Regions from separate parts of the Homo sapiens genome. Here region 1 is linked to region 2. Evidence: chromatin contacts called from ENCODE Hi-C or POLR2A ChIA-PET data. All regions are on one chromosome and are shown on one strand. The core of a region is the stretch at or near the end of the contact, and the rest is flanking DNA. Distances in the headings are between cores, read along the strand shown.

What was found. Hi-C counts contacts between places; a loop is a spot of excess contacts on that map. ChIA-PET counts read pairs that join two places held with the same protein, here RNA polymerase II (POLR2A). Pooled maps may share reads with other maps.
Region 1: a map with no recorded cell type shows a loop between it and region 2 (8-fold over the local background). The contact joins the promoter of XKR3 here to the promoter of IL17RA in region 2. A Hi-C loop is called at or near these places in 1 of 37 single-sample maps with no recorded cell type and 1 of 50 pooled maps. POLR2A ChIA-PET finds 5 or more read pairs at or near these places in 1 of 52 experiments (activated T-cell).

The regions. Positions count from the first base shown.
Region 1 is chr22:16,823,207-16,830,030 of GRCh38, forward strand. XKR3 (XK related 3) reads right to left here and starts at 2,205. Exons shown (of 4, transcript NM_001386955.1): 1 at 2,085-2,205. It also overlaps the pseudogene HSFY1P1.
Region 2 is chr22:17,080,395-17,087,924 of GRCh38, forward strand. It overlaps IL17RA (interleukin 17 receptor A), which reads left to right and starts at 4,606. Exons shown (of 13, transcript NM_014339.7): 1 at 4,606-4,835. The coding sequence starts at 4,698. RefSeq lists an enhancer at 3,666-3,835 and silencers at 4,389-4,608, 4,629-4,748, 4,999-5,098, 5,139-5,388.

The DNA of each region.
Region 1 (6,824 bases), core at 955-3,454, 260 kb before region 2:
AACCTCATAAGCTACAGTTTCCACATCTGTACAATGATAACATCATTAGAATCTTCCTGGGGAGATAGCAGTGTAGAGAAAATAATACATCGGCAGCAGGAAGAAGAGTTCGTGGTACACAGTGAAGTTTGGAAAGGTGTTCCTATTGACATCATTATAATCATGACCACCATCATCATTTCTTAGAAACACAGAATTGACAGGACTCACTGATTAAGAGTATTTGACAGTGAAATATGAGAGAAGAGATTGCCTTGGTCAATTCTTGAGTATCCATCTGGTAGAGCTTGGAAAAGTGGTGGAAGCAGAATTTTTGGGAAAAACATTTAAAATAAACTTAAACACCTTACTTTTGATCTGCGTGATGTACAGAACTGGTGATGAACAGGGCAACCTTGTCACTTTAAAATATATCTGATTGCCAATTTGCAGCATCACAAGACTAGTAAACATTTACTGTGAAACATTCAGAAAATACAAATTACCAAAAGAATAGAGTTTACCTATTGCTTAGTTTTCTCCAGCAATGGAGAGATCAATAATAATAAATCTGACACCAATTCAAAATATGAAACTTTAGGGTACTCAAGTACTAAAAGGTTTTTTTTTTTTAATGTAAACAAACTCACAGGTAACAGTGTCCAAAGTAGAACATTAGAAATGAGAGATTCTTGATGTAACAACAGGTCCAGGTGATGATAATTCAAGGCTGCTGAAACAAGTGAATGAAATCTTGAAGGGATCTTAATGATGAGAACTAATTCTTGCTTGTTGGAGTGATGAGACAAATGGTCCAAAAATTAAAAAACAAAACAAAACAACAACAACAACAAAATAATTTGTTGCTTGCAAATAGGCCCTAGAAGCAATATGAAACAGTCTTCAAATGAATAGATGAGAAAAATCGCATCTGACCTAATTAATTCAATGTCACAAAAAGAGAGACAATGTGTTATTTAAAGGGATGAGACAGAAAAAACACTCTTGTAAATAAAGAGAGAAGAGTACAATGAAGTACCCATTTCCACCTACGAGGAACGGGCATGTAAGAAAATACGGGAATCATGTGCAGATGATATAATTACTTATCTAGAGGCACCATAAAAATGTTTTTCCCCAAATAATGTCCATTAGGGATAAAATTTTAAGAAAGAAAGGATGTTACTTTTAAAGACAATTGTTAAATACCTAGTAAATAGAGTAAGTGAGTAAGAAAAGCAGAAAGAAAATAAGTTGCAGCTACCAGATACCCACAAAAAGAAAGAAAAGGGAAAAAGAAGGAATGGAGGGAGAGAGCACAAATGGAAAGAAAAAGGGTGGGAAGGAGGAGGGAGAGTAGAGAGAGAAATTACAGAAGTAGGCGAGGGGTATAAAGGAAAGCATGGAAAGACAACTGCAGAGACATCAGAGTTTCTGGGCCTCAGGATAGGGGAAAAATACATCCAACATTATAAGAAATATATCCCACTCTCTCCCCAGCAATCCATACATCGAATATGATATTAATGCAGATTGCACCTTTCTGGCTGCCCCAACCACTTCCTTCTCCTTTGGACTCACAGAAGGACCTCTATAATTTATTTCTGGAAAACACTTATGAAAATATGCACATATGAAAAGGGCCACAGAGTTTAGAAATGGGTCTTCCAGAGTCTAAAATTCAAGGTAGAAAGTGAAAGTGAAGTCACTGAACAATGGAATTTAGGCATGTGTTTGTGATTAAGTGAACTTGTTTCTTGTACTCACATAGCCAGTGCATCACTGCATCTGAATAACAAAAAATATGGTAGATTTCTGCCCCTTTGAGATTTCACTTAAATACGAAGCACTTTCTCCTTCTGATGTTTAAAAACATGCTGAAATTTGTAATATATTAGTAACAACCACTGTCCCACCCAAATGCTAAGCAGCTGCTTCTCTTCTCTGAAAATCAGAATCAAGAGAGGGAGTTTCTAGGCTCAAGACTCGGGAAAAGCCACCCCTGATATCCAGAGATTTATGTTAAGATCCCCAGCTGAGACAGGCAGAGGTCAAGGTAGGCTGAAGAAGCTGATCTGAGATGGTCGAGGGCTGCTCCTACTTACCTTGCCTATTTGCCACCCTCACAGTTTTGAAACTCGTTCAAAAAGTAAATGCTTTTGTTCACCTCTTTAACAGCACCATTTCTGGTCTCGTTTTCAACACTACGTCCTTTGCTTTGCAGGTAAAATTGCTTATTTTCTTGCCTTTTTATGACTAAAGTAGGCTTGCAGTTTGGAGTCAGGTGACTGCACTAGCTGAGTCATCTTCCCTTGAAAACACCAAGGCATTCTTCCTCCCTACAGAGTCACACATCTTAGTTCCCCAAAACGCTCAGCCACAATTTGACTTCGATTGTCCTACATTTAAGGTGATATTTTTCTGATTCTCCCATTAACTCCCTCTTCTCTTCGCACCCATGGCCCATCTTTTGCTGCTGTCTAGTAGCCATTCATCCCCTCCCATCACAAAAGAAGTCTGTACTTCCTTCAGACAGAGCAACAAGAAAATTCCCCAGAAAGCAAACAATTAAACAAATTTTAATTTTGCCTTTTTTAAATGAAAATTCTGTCAAAATTGATGAACCACATCTGGTAGGAGCACCTGTTTTATTTTCACAAAGAGTTTTCTGATCTGGACATTTTTGTTACTTACTGCTAATATGGAAAATTTTGAACTAAACAAAATACACCCCCAAAACTTAAACTATGTTAAACCAAGACAAGCTTCTAACAATGACACCTCTTTCCAGTATGAGAGAACTGCCTCCTACAGTATAAGAAATATCAAAATCATTATTTTTTTATTCCACACATATTCAACACTTAAAGCCAAGGCATTAGAATTTTAATATACCACCTCTCAAGCATGAACATATAAAAATTCTTACTGTAAATGGGGCATGATTATTTTTCAAAGAGAAGAAATATTTTATTCAATTCTAAGATTAATTCACAAATTTGACTCCTGTTTTATAATGATAACTTTACGTTGCAGGACACAGAGATTATTCCTTAAGAAATATTTTTTAAATAGATATTTGGCTCTTGGAACCAAATAATAAAATTTTCTGCTTAGACATACATACAAATTTACTTTACTTAAAACACTTTCTTGTTATTATTACATTTTTAAATCTCCCACTCTTTGGGATCTCCTTATAAGTAGGTCACTTGCTTTTAAAATCTTACATAATTAACATGTCAGATATTTACAGACATACCAAATGAAAGTATTATTTATTCTATGATATGAATAAAAAATGTTTTGAATAGATACATACATGAATAACTTTTTATTCTGAAATCTAATCAGTTTTATTCATATTTGATTTTATTTTAATTTTTTAAGGTATGTTTCACATAATACAAAATTACATTATTCAAAATTATATTATTAAAACATTTCTATCATCAAACAGGAAACCCCATTATCTACTTAACAGTTCTTTCTATTCCCCAGCCCCTGACAACCATTAACCTACCTTTTGTCTATATGGCCATGTCTTTTTACCATATATGTTTTACACTGCATCAGTTTTCAATCCAACATGCCAAGCTGAGAGAGTTTTTAAAATATTTATTTTTATTTTTTTGCACCGTCCAATTACCAGGCCCTATGCTCCTCGCACCAATCTAGTAAGACTGTGTGTGTCAAGGAGAAAATTATGTTTATTTCAGGGATTGAGGATATTAATTAATTTATTTATTTATTTATTTATTTATTTATTTATTATTTTCTTAAGACAGAGTCTTGCTCTGTTGCCCAGGCTGGAGTGCAGTGGCACAATCTCAGCTCACTGCAGCTTCCGCCTCCTGGGTTCAAACGATTCTTCTGCCTCAGCCTCCCGAGACCTGGGACTACAGGCACATGGACCACACCTGGCTAATTTTTGTATTTTTAGTAGAGACAGGGTGTCACCATGGTGGTCAGGCTGGTCTCGAACTCATGACCTCATGATCCGCCTGTCCCGGCCTCCCAAAGCGCTGGGATTGCAGGCATGAGCCACCATGCCTGGCCCTCCTTATTAATTTAAAAGATTCTGCAGGCATGAAACTTTTGCAGAATAAACTGTGTAAGTAATCATTCTATATTTTATTTTTACCAGATACATTTCTGAGACTGGAAAGTAAACAGTCTTGGCCAAATTTTTATGTTTGTTGCTAGGTGACCAAAGTCCTCTTGTGATGCCATTGCTACTCAGGTTGGAAACCACTGTGGTGATCTCAATTACTTTACCTGAGTAGACTACTGAAGCAGCATTTGAAGCTGCAGTCTTGAAACACATGCAGGCTGGAAAAGTCGCTAAAGAATTACTTATTTGAGATGGCACATGTTTCTGCAGAAACTCAAGATGTTTCTCCTAAAGATGAATCAACTGGTTCAAAAGCCTCCTCTGGGTCTCCATTGTGTGAACACATAATCCCTGGGGATTCAGACTTAAGGTCAATGACTGAATCAATGATTTTCAGGTTTTGCCACAAGGATCCTTGATAAAAAGGCCACATTATACTTTATGTCTCTGAGCCAGATAAAGATAATGATTTTCCTTCTCTGACCTTTCCCAGTAAACTTTGGAAAATAGCTGAAAGTGACCAATTCAAGTCTAATTCATAGGATAAGAATGAAACTTGCATAGTGACTAATGAAGAACTCTTCAAGAAAGAAAATTTGGAAATAAAGGCTCCTTACAGAATATTTCAAACTGACAGTATGAAAATCTTAATTTGACAGCTCAACCTTTATGGATTTAGTAAAATTCAACAGAATTTTCACAGATCTGCTTTTCTAGCCAACTTTCTGGCAGAAGAAAAAGAAATTTCTGTTTTAAGCAAGGTATTCAAAATATTTCAGTTACCACTTTGAGTATATATGTAATTTCATTTTATATATCAGTAACTATGTTAATACATGCAGTAAGATCAGATTTTAAAAATTATATCAAATATTAAGGTAAAAATTACTTAATTTTTTTGAAATTATTGAGTGCAGGTTGAGCATTAAACTTTCAGGTTTTAAGAAATGTTGCTAACAACATTCAGTCTTACCAGTGAACTCCAAATAAAGATACCAAAGCCACTTAGTGAAATGTTACTATTAAATGTATAACATGTTTTCACCAGAGGGCTTCAAAACTTGAGTGTTTTTTTTTCTCAACAAGCATGTTCTTAAAAATAGTAAACAATGTTCATTCATTATTTGATGATATTAACTTTGTGTGATAAAACAGAAATCTGAGATTGTATGGGTTATGTTTGTTATTGTTACTTGCCTCTTGGTTTAAAATGGCACTGAATTACCTTCTCCTTGGTTTTAGTTAAAGTTGTATTATCATCCGAATTTCAAACGTGGCTGTCCCCAACTTTTAATAAGAACGAAAAGAAGAATTAAGATTAAAAACACTTCTCTTGTATCTACTTCACTGAATATTTCAAGAAACACTTTAGAGCAGGGGCTAACACAGATAAACATAATTCTGTCTTAGCTGCTGAAACTAGTGAAGAAAGTTCATTTTCAACATCTACAAATTTAAATATGACTCTAACAAGGAAATCTTCTGTCAGCCAGGGCATTGCTGGTTCACCTGACCCAATTAGAAGTGGTTTCCCTCCTCTTCCATTTCAACCTCAGTTGGACAATCAGAACAAATTACAACAAATCAACATGCTATTTTAAATCAATTGACAAATATTCATATGCACTCTCATAGCACCGACATGTAAGCAAATGGCCACGTTGTGAATTTTGTTACAACCACAGCTTCTCAATACTACATCATATCTCCCTCCTTTGGGGCTGATAGTGAAACCACCTACTTTTTCCCACCAGATATCCTGAGGTATTAGCCAATGAGGCTCCTCATTCTAACCTGCTACCAGCAGGCAACCTGTGGTTGTAAATGACTGCGACAGCTGATACATCAGTTGCCTTTCGTTACAGGCCAGCTCTTCAACCATCTTTACTGGAAAAATATCACCCTAGTTACAACTGATCTTCCACCAAAAGAGTACCAGATTATGCATGACAACAGAGACTGAAATTTATGTTGACAAGAACATTAAAAATTCCTGCAATAATCTTACTGAACAATAAAATTACATGTTGACCTTTATGGTTGCTTTTCCTTTATTTCTAAAAATACAGTTAGGAGTAAAATGGGGCTTTGTTTTAGTGGCAGGCTACTGTACCGCATTTAAAAAAAAATATGTGCTTTTTTATCATTTGATGGGAAATTTGACATGGCCCTTTGTAAGCTAGTTTATTTAATTATCTAAAGAGGAAGAAATAATAGAGTGTTTTAGTCCATTTGCTGCTGCGACAACACAATACCACTGACTGGGTAATTTGTAAGGTGACTTATTTTGCTCATTATTCTGAAGGCTGGAAAGTCCAAGGGGCTGCATCTGGTGAGATCTTCTTTCTATGTTGCAACATGGCAGGAGGCCATCCTACGGTAAAGGACATGTGATAAACAGAAAATCAGGGCCAAACTCATCCTTGGTTCCAAAGCCCACTCACACAATAACTAGCCTGTTCGCCAGATAATGCTATCAATCCCGCCATGAGGGTGCACACTCACGATTTTATGGTTTCTAAGTCCACAGTCAACGTTGGCTAATTCACATACATATGTTTATATATCAAAACCATGGCAGCAGGCAAGGGAAAAAGAAGGAATTGGAGTTAGAAAAGAGTAATAACTGACTTCTCAAGTAGTCTGGCATAAATCAAATGAGGGCCTAAATTACAATGGCACAAAAAGAATAGATATGCACACACACACGCACACACAGAAAATCTAGAGA
Region 2 (7,530 bases), core at 3,356-5,855:
ATTTCAGAGAATGGACACAGAAAGCTCAGTCAATCAGAGACTAGCTCCTAACCCCATCTTTCTCATGGCAAAGGATATTCTGTCCCCTCTCTCACTGTCCTGGAATGAAATCCGTGGCCATTTCCCTTTTCTCATAGCCAAAGACACCACCAAGTTCTCCAATCCCTGACTCTGATTCCTGACATCAATCTATTGCTCCTTGTATAATCAGTCAATGAATCAAAAAAAATTTTTTTGGATATCTACTATCTCCTCAGGATGAGGCTCTGTCAGGGGAAAAGTAAGAACCCAGAGAACAAGCAATAAGCAAAGCAGCCTAATGTTGACATGCGCTTGGCAAGTATTCACAGACCACCTCACACCCAGCCAAGCACTGCAGGTGAGAGCAACACAGGAGTGAGGAAGCCGGGGTACTTACCATCAGTGAGGACCAATCTTACAGATAGGGAAAAACTATATTTCATCCAGTTGAAGACACCCATTTTCTACATTTTAAAATTCCTAAATTAGGCTTTATCTTTCAATGATTTTGGATCATTGGATGAAATACAGTAACAACAGCACAAAGCAGCATTGTGCCCTGAGAGGTGTGCAGAGCCTATAGCAATTAGAACAGTGGTCCAAGGTCAGGCTACACATTAGATGTATCTGGGAAACTCAAAAATACTTATGCCCAGACCCCATCGCAGACCAACAGAATCAGTGTGGAAGGGTGTGGCTGTACACTGGTATTTCAAAAAGCACCTCATGGGATTCTAATACGTAGGCAGAGTTGAGAACCAGGATAGCAATTTCAAATGAGAGTACACATTACCCTGAGGTTACATGAAGACTTTCCAAGGGGCACGCCTTGGAAAGTTTAGGGCACACATCAGTAAACTAGGGCCTATGGCCCAAATCTGTTCTACTGCCTGTTTTTGTACCCTCCGGGGAGCTAAGTTGGTTTTTACAGTTTCAAATGGTCAGGGGAAAAAATCAAAAGGGAAATAATATGTTTGGACAAATGAAAATTATATGAAATTTAAATGTAAGTGTCCATAAATAAAGTTTTATTAGAACACAGACACACTCCTTTGTTTACATATTGTCAATGGCTTCTACAAGGGCAGAGTTGAATAGTTGGGACAGAACTATATGGCTGGCAAAGCCTGAAGTATTTACTATCTGATACTTTCCAGAAAAAAAAAACTTGCTGGCCCTGGCTTGAAGGGAATAGATTTGAAGGGAATGGACCTCCAGAATCTCAACATCCCCATGTCCTCTTCCAGACACTTGCCTGCCAGGAAAGGTACCAGCTGTGAAGATGTCAGGTGTGGGTGGAGGCTCCCTTCCTTCCCCACACTTTTGTTTCCTACTTGTCCTTCTCCCACTTTCAAAAGAAAGGTAGGCCTCTCATCAGTCCTGGGTATTAAGTTTCTAACATGTGAAATTTGGGGGACACATTTTAGAATGTGTAAAAAAGCCCCTGGGGGCCCAGAGCAGTGGCTCACCCCTGTAATCCCAGCACTTTAGGAGGTTGAGGAGGGCAGATCACAAGGTCAGGAGTTCGAGACCAGCCTGGCCAACATGGTGAAACCCCATCTCTACTAAACATACAAAAATTAGCTGGGCGTGGTGGCATGTGCCTGTAATCCCAGCTATTCAGGAGGCTGAGGCAGGAGAATTGCTTGAACCTGGGAGGCGGAGGTTGCCACTACACTCCAGCCTGGGCGACAGAGCAAGACTCCATCTCAGAAAAAAAATAAATAAAATAAAATAAAATTTAAAAAGCCCCTGGGCACTAGACATAGCAACAGTACCAGATACCATTGTGTAATAGGACTCTGATCACAGGATAGGTATATACACATATCGATATACAGAGATAGATAGATAGATAGATAGATAGACATCTATTTTTTTGCAAGTGAGGTAGGTTCCAAATATTGCCTTACTAAAATTGAAGGAGGACCCAATCAAGTTGTCAGTTGCCAAATCAAAAATATTTGACTGGGCACAGTGGTGCAAACCTGTAATCCCAGCTACTTGGGAGGCTGAGATGAGAGGACCTCTTGAGCCCTGGAGTTTGAGTCTAGCCTGGGCCGTTTAGTGAGACCCTATTTAAAAAAAAAAAAAGGTGACAAGATGGCTATGTGATCTTTGCATATGACTGAAAACGGGTTCAAAGAATTGATGAGACAAATATAATTATTTATGTAAGCAATTTTTTAAGGCTTACATCTAAAATATTTTTAGCCTGGGGTGGTAGCTCGTGCCTGTAATCCTAGTACTTTGGGAAGCTGAGGCAGGAGGATGACTTGAGCCCAGGAATTCAAGACCAGCCTGGGTAACATAGTGAGACCCTGTCTCAATGTTTTAAAAAGAAGAAAAATGGTGGCTCACGCCTGTAATCCTAGCACTTTGGGAGGCCGAGGCGGGCGGATCATGAGGTCAGGAGATCAAGACCATCCTGGCTAACACGGTGAAACCCCGTCTCTACTAAAAATACAAAAAATTAGCCGGGCGTGGTGGCAGGTGCCTGTAGTCCCAGCTACTCGGGAGGCTGAGGCAGGAGAATGGACTGAACCCGGGAGGCGGAGCTTGCAGTGAGCCGAGATCACGCCACTGCACTCCGGCCTGGATGACAGAGCAAGACTCCATCTCAAAAAGAAAAAAAAAAAAAGAAGAAAAATAAAATATTTCTTAAATGCTGAATGTTGCTTTGTTCTATGAATAAGCAATATTTGTTCACAGATACATCAACTAATTAGGAATAAAATGAATTTCAAGTAATTCATGTTTAATTACTTATTAACATGTATTATATTTACATTATTTTTTATCAATTATGTACTAATAATGGCAATGATGAAATGAAGATCTCAGTGTCTTGCACTGGGCAGAGGCCTTTCTCATTCTCTGCCACTTGGGCCCCAGCATGGCTTCCCTAAGAGCTAGGAGCTCAGAGGGAGGGGCTGGGCAAGACAGAAGTCAGGATCTTTTTGTAACTTAATCTTGTAAGTGACATCCCATCATTTTTGTCTTCTTCTATTCATATTCTATTGTTAGAACCAAGCCTCTGGGTCCATCCCACACTCCGCGAGGAGGATTCAGAAGGTCGTGACTCCCAGGGGGTGGGATCCTAGAACACATCTTAGAAGCTGCCTACGACAACCGCTGATTTTTAAGTAACAGTTACATCCTCTACATCTATTTAGACTTAGGATGGAGAATTTTAGATGTCATCTTTAAAATGCATGAGAGGATGCAGTTTTCCAAAATTCTTTTAGAAACAGACAATTTGAAGGCCACTGAGCTTCAGGCTTCATTCAGCTGGGTCGTGTCTGCGGGCGGGGCTCATAGAGATGTCGCTGGGGGTCAGCGGGTGCTTCGGGCAGCGAAAAAACCCACCTCTCGAGGGCAGTGGAAAATACAGGGAAAAGCCACTTGAGTGTAGACTCCGTGCGTGTCAAGGCCAGGCAGAGGCGCACTTGATAGGCAAGGAAAAGCGGACGGTGGTGGTCTTGGGAGGAAGAGAGGAGAGGCGAATGGGCAGGAGCGTGTGGATGCACTAGGGCAGGACGGGCTCGAAGCAGGAACCTAGGATAGAGGCAGCGCGGGCCGGCTTGGGAGGGTCCTCCAGGGTCCGGAGAGGAGAGGACGCAGGCTGCACGCGTGCTAAGAAGGAGACTCATGAAATGTGTAATTCGCTGGCGACAGCTTCCGCGGCCGTGGAGTGAGCCTCTGGGAAGTAACGACTCTCTTAGGTGCGGCTGGGACACAGTCTCACAGACCAGGTAAGTTGCCTGCCCTCCAGGAACTCAAGTGTCCCCGAGTCCGAGCCAGGAGGCTGGAAGTGACTGCTGTCCCATCCTCCCTGGAGCCCGGAGCTGTCCTTGTCTTGAGAAAGAGAAAGCAAAGCCAAGGAAAGCAGAGCGAGCAGAACCAGGCAAAGGGGTGGGGACAATAAAATGGGATATGGCCCGCGCTTCCATCTACTCAGGAGGCAGAGGCAGGAGGATCGCTTGAGCCCGGGAGGCCGAAGCTGCAGTGAGCTGCGGTTGCACCACTGCACTCCAGCCTGGGAGACAGAGGGAGACCCTGTCTAAAAATAAAGTAAAATAAAAAACAAAAATAAAAGGGACAGAGACTAAGAAAACGGACTTCCTGAAATCCCAAGTTGGGATTTCACGTCCAGTGACCCACAAGAGAAGCAAGAAGTCTGAACAGGGCCAAGAATCAAGTGAGTGGGGGCGGAGGATTAAAATCGACAGTTGCTGCGGCACGGCCAGGGTGGAGGGTGCATGTGGGGCAGGCGAGGCTCCAGCTGGAGTTGACGCTAGCCCGACGCGGGTGCAACTGGAGGCGCGACGGGCCAGGCCCAGGAGCAGCGGGAGGAGCGCACCTGGGGCGCGCGGGCGGAGGAGGGCCGGGGAGGGACGCCGGAAGGACTGGGTAGGGACGCCCGGAGGACTGAGCGTAGGGCCGAGAGGAGGGGCGCAAGGAGGAACGGGGGGAGGGCCCTGTCTCACCCTAAACCCCTCCCCGTCCCAGACTAAACTCCTCCCCTCGGCCCGGCCCGCCCCTGGGCCCGGGCTGGAAGCCGGAAGCGAGCAAAGTGGAGCCGACTCGAACTCCACCGCGGAAAAGAAAGCCTCAGAACGTTCGTTCGCTGCGTCCCCAGCCGGGGCCGAGCCCTCCGCGACGCCAGCCGGGCCATGGGGGCCGCACGCAGCCCGCCGTCCGCTGTCCCGGGGCCCCTGCTGGGGCTGCTCCTGCTGCTCCTGGGCGTGCTGGCCCCGGGTGGCGCCTCCCTGCGACTCCTGGACCACCGGGCGCTGGTCTGCTCCCAGCCGGTGAGACTCGACGTGGGGAGCGGTAGCCGCCAGGATGCTGCGGACGCGGGGCAAGGTCGCGGAGGGCCGGACGGTCGGGACTACGCGCCCGGGCTGGGGAGGCAGGAAGTCCGCGCCGCGGGCTTAGAGGGGCTCAGAGCCTTGGGCACAGATATCGCGGCGCCTGGGGAGGACCCTCGGAGCGGTGGGAGTTGCGGTGTGGAATACGGGGGGGGTGGGTGGCACATCGCGCGGCGCGTGTTGCACAACCTGGCCCGCCGTCGTGACTGGAGGCGGGAGTGACACCTCCGCCCGGGCCGCGGAGTTCGGGGAAGGAGGGCGCGGCGCTGGGCCAGGCCGGAGGGGCGGCCAGGGCTGATAGAAAGGGGCTGTGGAGAAGGGGCCCGGGGAGGAGCCAGGACGGGTCTGGACCCAGCTCCACGCCTTGCGCCCCTCACGTACCCCGGCGGGGCACGGTCGGCCCTCGGGAGGCCCATCGCGCCCTCGGGAGCTTCCCTCAAGCCGTGCCCTTCATGCCGCCGACGGAGCCGGGCGAGCCCACGTCGTCCGTGCGGAAGGTGGAGTCCCTCACCCGCGGCCCCCAGAGGGACCCCGCTGTCGTAGAGCCACGCGGGGGCCGGAGCGCTGAGACGCGGCACCATGTTTCGGGGAGAGCTCTGCCGAGGGCGGCTGAGGGCCACCTCCCCAGAGGCGCGAAGCCCTGAGGATGGGCAGATGGTTCTTAAGACGGCGCCCTTCCCGCCACTCCCACCCCCGACTACCACCACCTGGGTCTGGGAACCCGGTGAGAGCGCAGTCGGAGGGTCGAACGTTTGTAGCTGTCAAGTCGTAGCCCCGCTGCGCCCACAGGAAGTGACCCACCCGCCTGCCGGGTAGTGGCCTTTCTGTGAGCCAGGACCATCTTAAGGAAAAAAACAAAAAAAGAGCAAAACGCCGTGCCCCTCCACAATATACTCTCCTCTTCCCCGCATCCCCGAGGGGATCTTTCCTCCCCTCCACCTCCACCTCCACCTCCACCGCTGACCCCAAGGAATAATGCTCAGTATCTGAGTCAGAGGATGTAAAACAAAGGGATATTTCTCCTTATGTAGTTTTATGGAGGATTTACCGAAAGAAGGTGGAGGGTGAGTGACTATGTCGCAGAAAAAAAAAAAAAGATGTTTTTATCGTGAATGATGTTGAGAAATGTCCTGTGACTTCCACTATTGGGCAAAGCAGGTCCCTCTGCCCTGCTAGTCCCTCCTGCAGGCTGTGTATGAAGCGTTCTGATATGGAGGGTTGGTGCGCCTGGGTTGACAGCCATTGGTCAGGTGCCTGCAGAGTACAGGGCGCCATACTGGGAACTGGAACTATAAATAAATACTCTGGGGACCCTAATATCCAGAGACCTAACCCATCTACGGGAGGAACAAGGCTTGAAGTTAGGGAACTGTCTAGCAAAGCTGCTTGCACAACTGCTAAGTGTACGGAATTCCAGGAAAAAGAAAAATTGCTTCCAGTTGGGGTGTCCTTCATGGAAAAGGCATTTGGGCAGCCCTGTGGGGGTAGCAGGAGCATTCCAGGTGGTGGAAAGGGCCTGAGCCAAGGTCCTTAAGTGGGACAGGGTACGGTGTGTGGCCGGAATGGAGGGTCTGTGTAATAGGACAGTGAGAAAAGATGCCAGAAGCGGGGATGGGACTCTGCTGTGCGTGGCGTGGGAGCCAAGCTCTGACTTTCACTGCACAGTGAAGCAACTGTAAGTCAGGAGCAGAAGCACGGCCTGGCTCCAGGGAGGGCTGAAGAGAGACACTTGCTGTTCATATTTGTCTGCAGTCTCTCGTTCTCTTCCTTCCTCTCTCTCTCTTCTGTATACACCTGCCTCACAGACAGCTCTTCTCCAGAGATAGACAGCTCTGGGCTCCATTGACTAGTTCTTTTAAAAAGAAAGAAAACACATCCTTCAAATTTCTGTCCCTCACTGGTGTTTTAGTGGATGCAATGTGGTATAGTGAGGGGAGGGAAGGCCACAGAGGTGGCCAGAGGACCTGGATTTGCAGGCAGCATCGCACTTACTGTCTCTGCAGTCGGGCTTTGAGGCTGCCTGGGCCTGGGTTCCCTCATTTCCACAAAGGCAGGACTGGGTGAGCCTTCTCAAAGTAAGTCCATGCCACCTTCCAGAATGTAAGTGTCTGTCCAAAGCCCAGTTCGATTTAGCCTTCCATAACTATCCTCAGACAGGGAGGAGGCTTCTGCACACCTGGCCTGTTCCTAGCTCAGTGCTGGAGCACAGGATGCGGGGGCTATTTGATACATATGTGTTGACTGAACAAAAGAATGCATGAATGAAGGAAAGAACGGTCAGCTCTGCTTGGAAGGTAGTGGCAAGCTGAGACCAACCATAGCAATGGTTCCAGATGCTTGGGGTTAGCACCTCAAAACCCAGATGACTGATTTCCCCACAGAAATCATTACACGAGAAACCATCAATAATTGCATTTCCCTGGGAGTTTCCTTTTGGTTAGCCGTTCTCGCTGCCTAGGCTTCATGCAGGTTTCCCATGACCGCCAGCCTGGAGGAATGCCCATAGGAAAGACAGCAGCAACTTAAGAGTTGGTCAGGGTAAATGTTAACACGTAATTTCATAGACAGGATGTGTATTTCATTACAGAGTCTTTTTTCCTGAGCGTTTGCGGTTTTGACTTGTGGTTGTAGAACA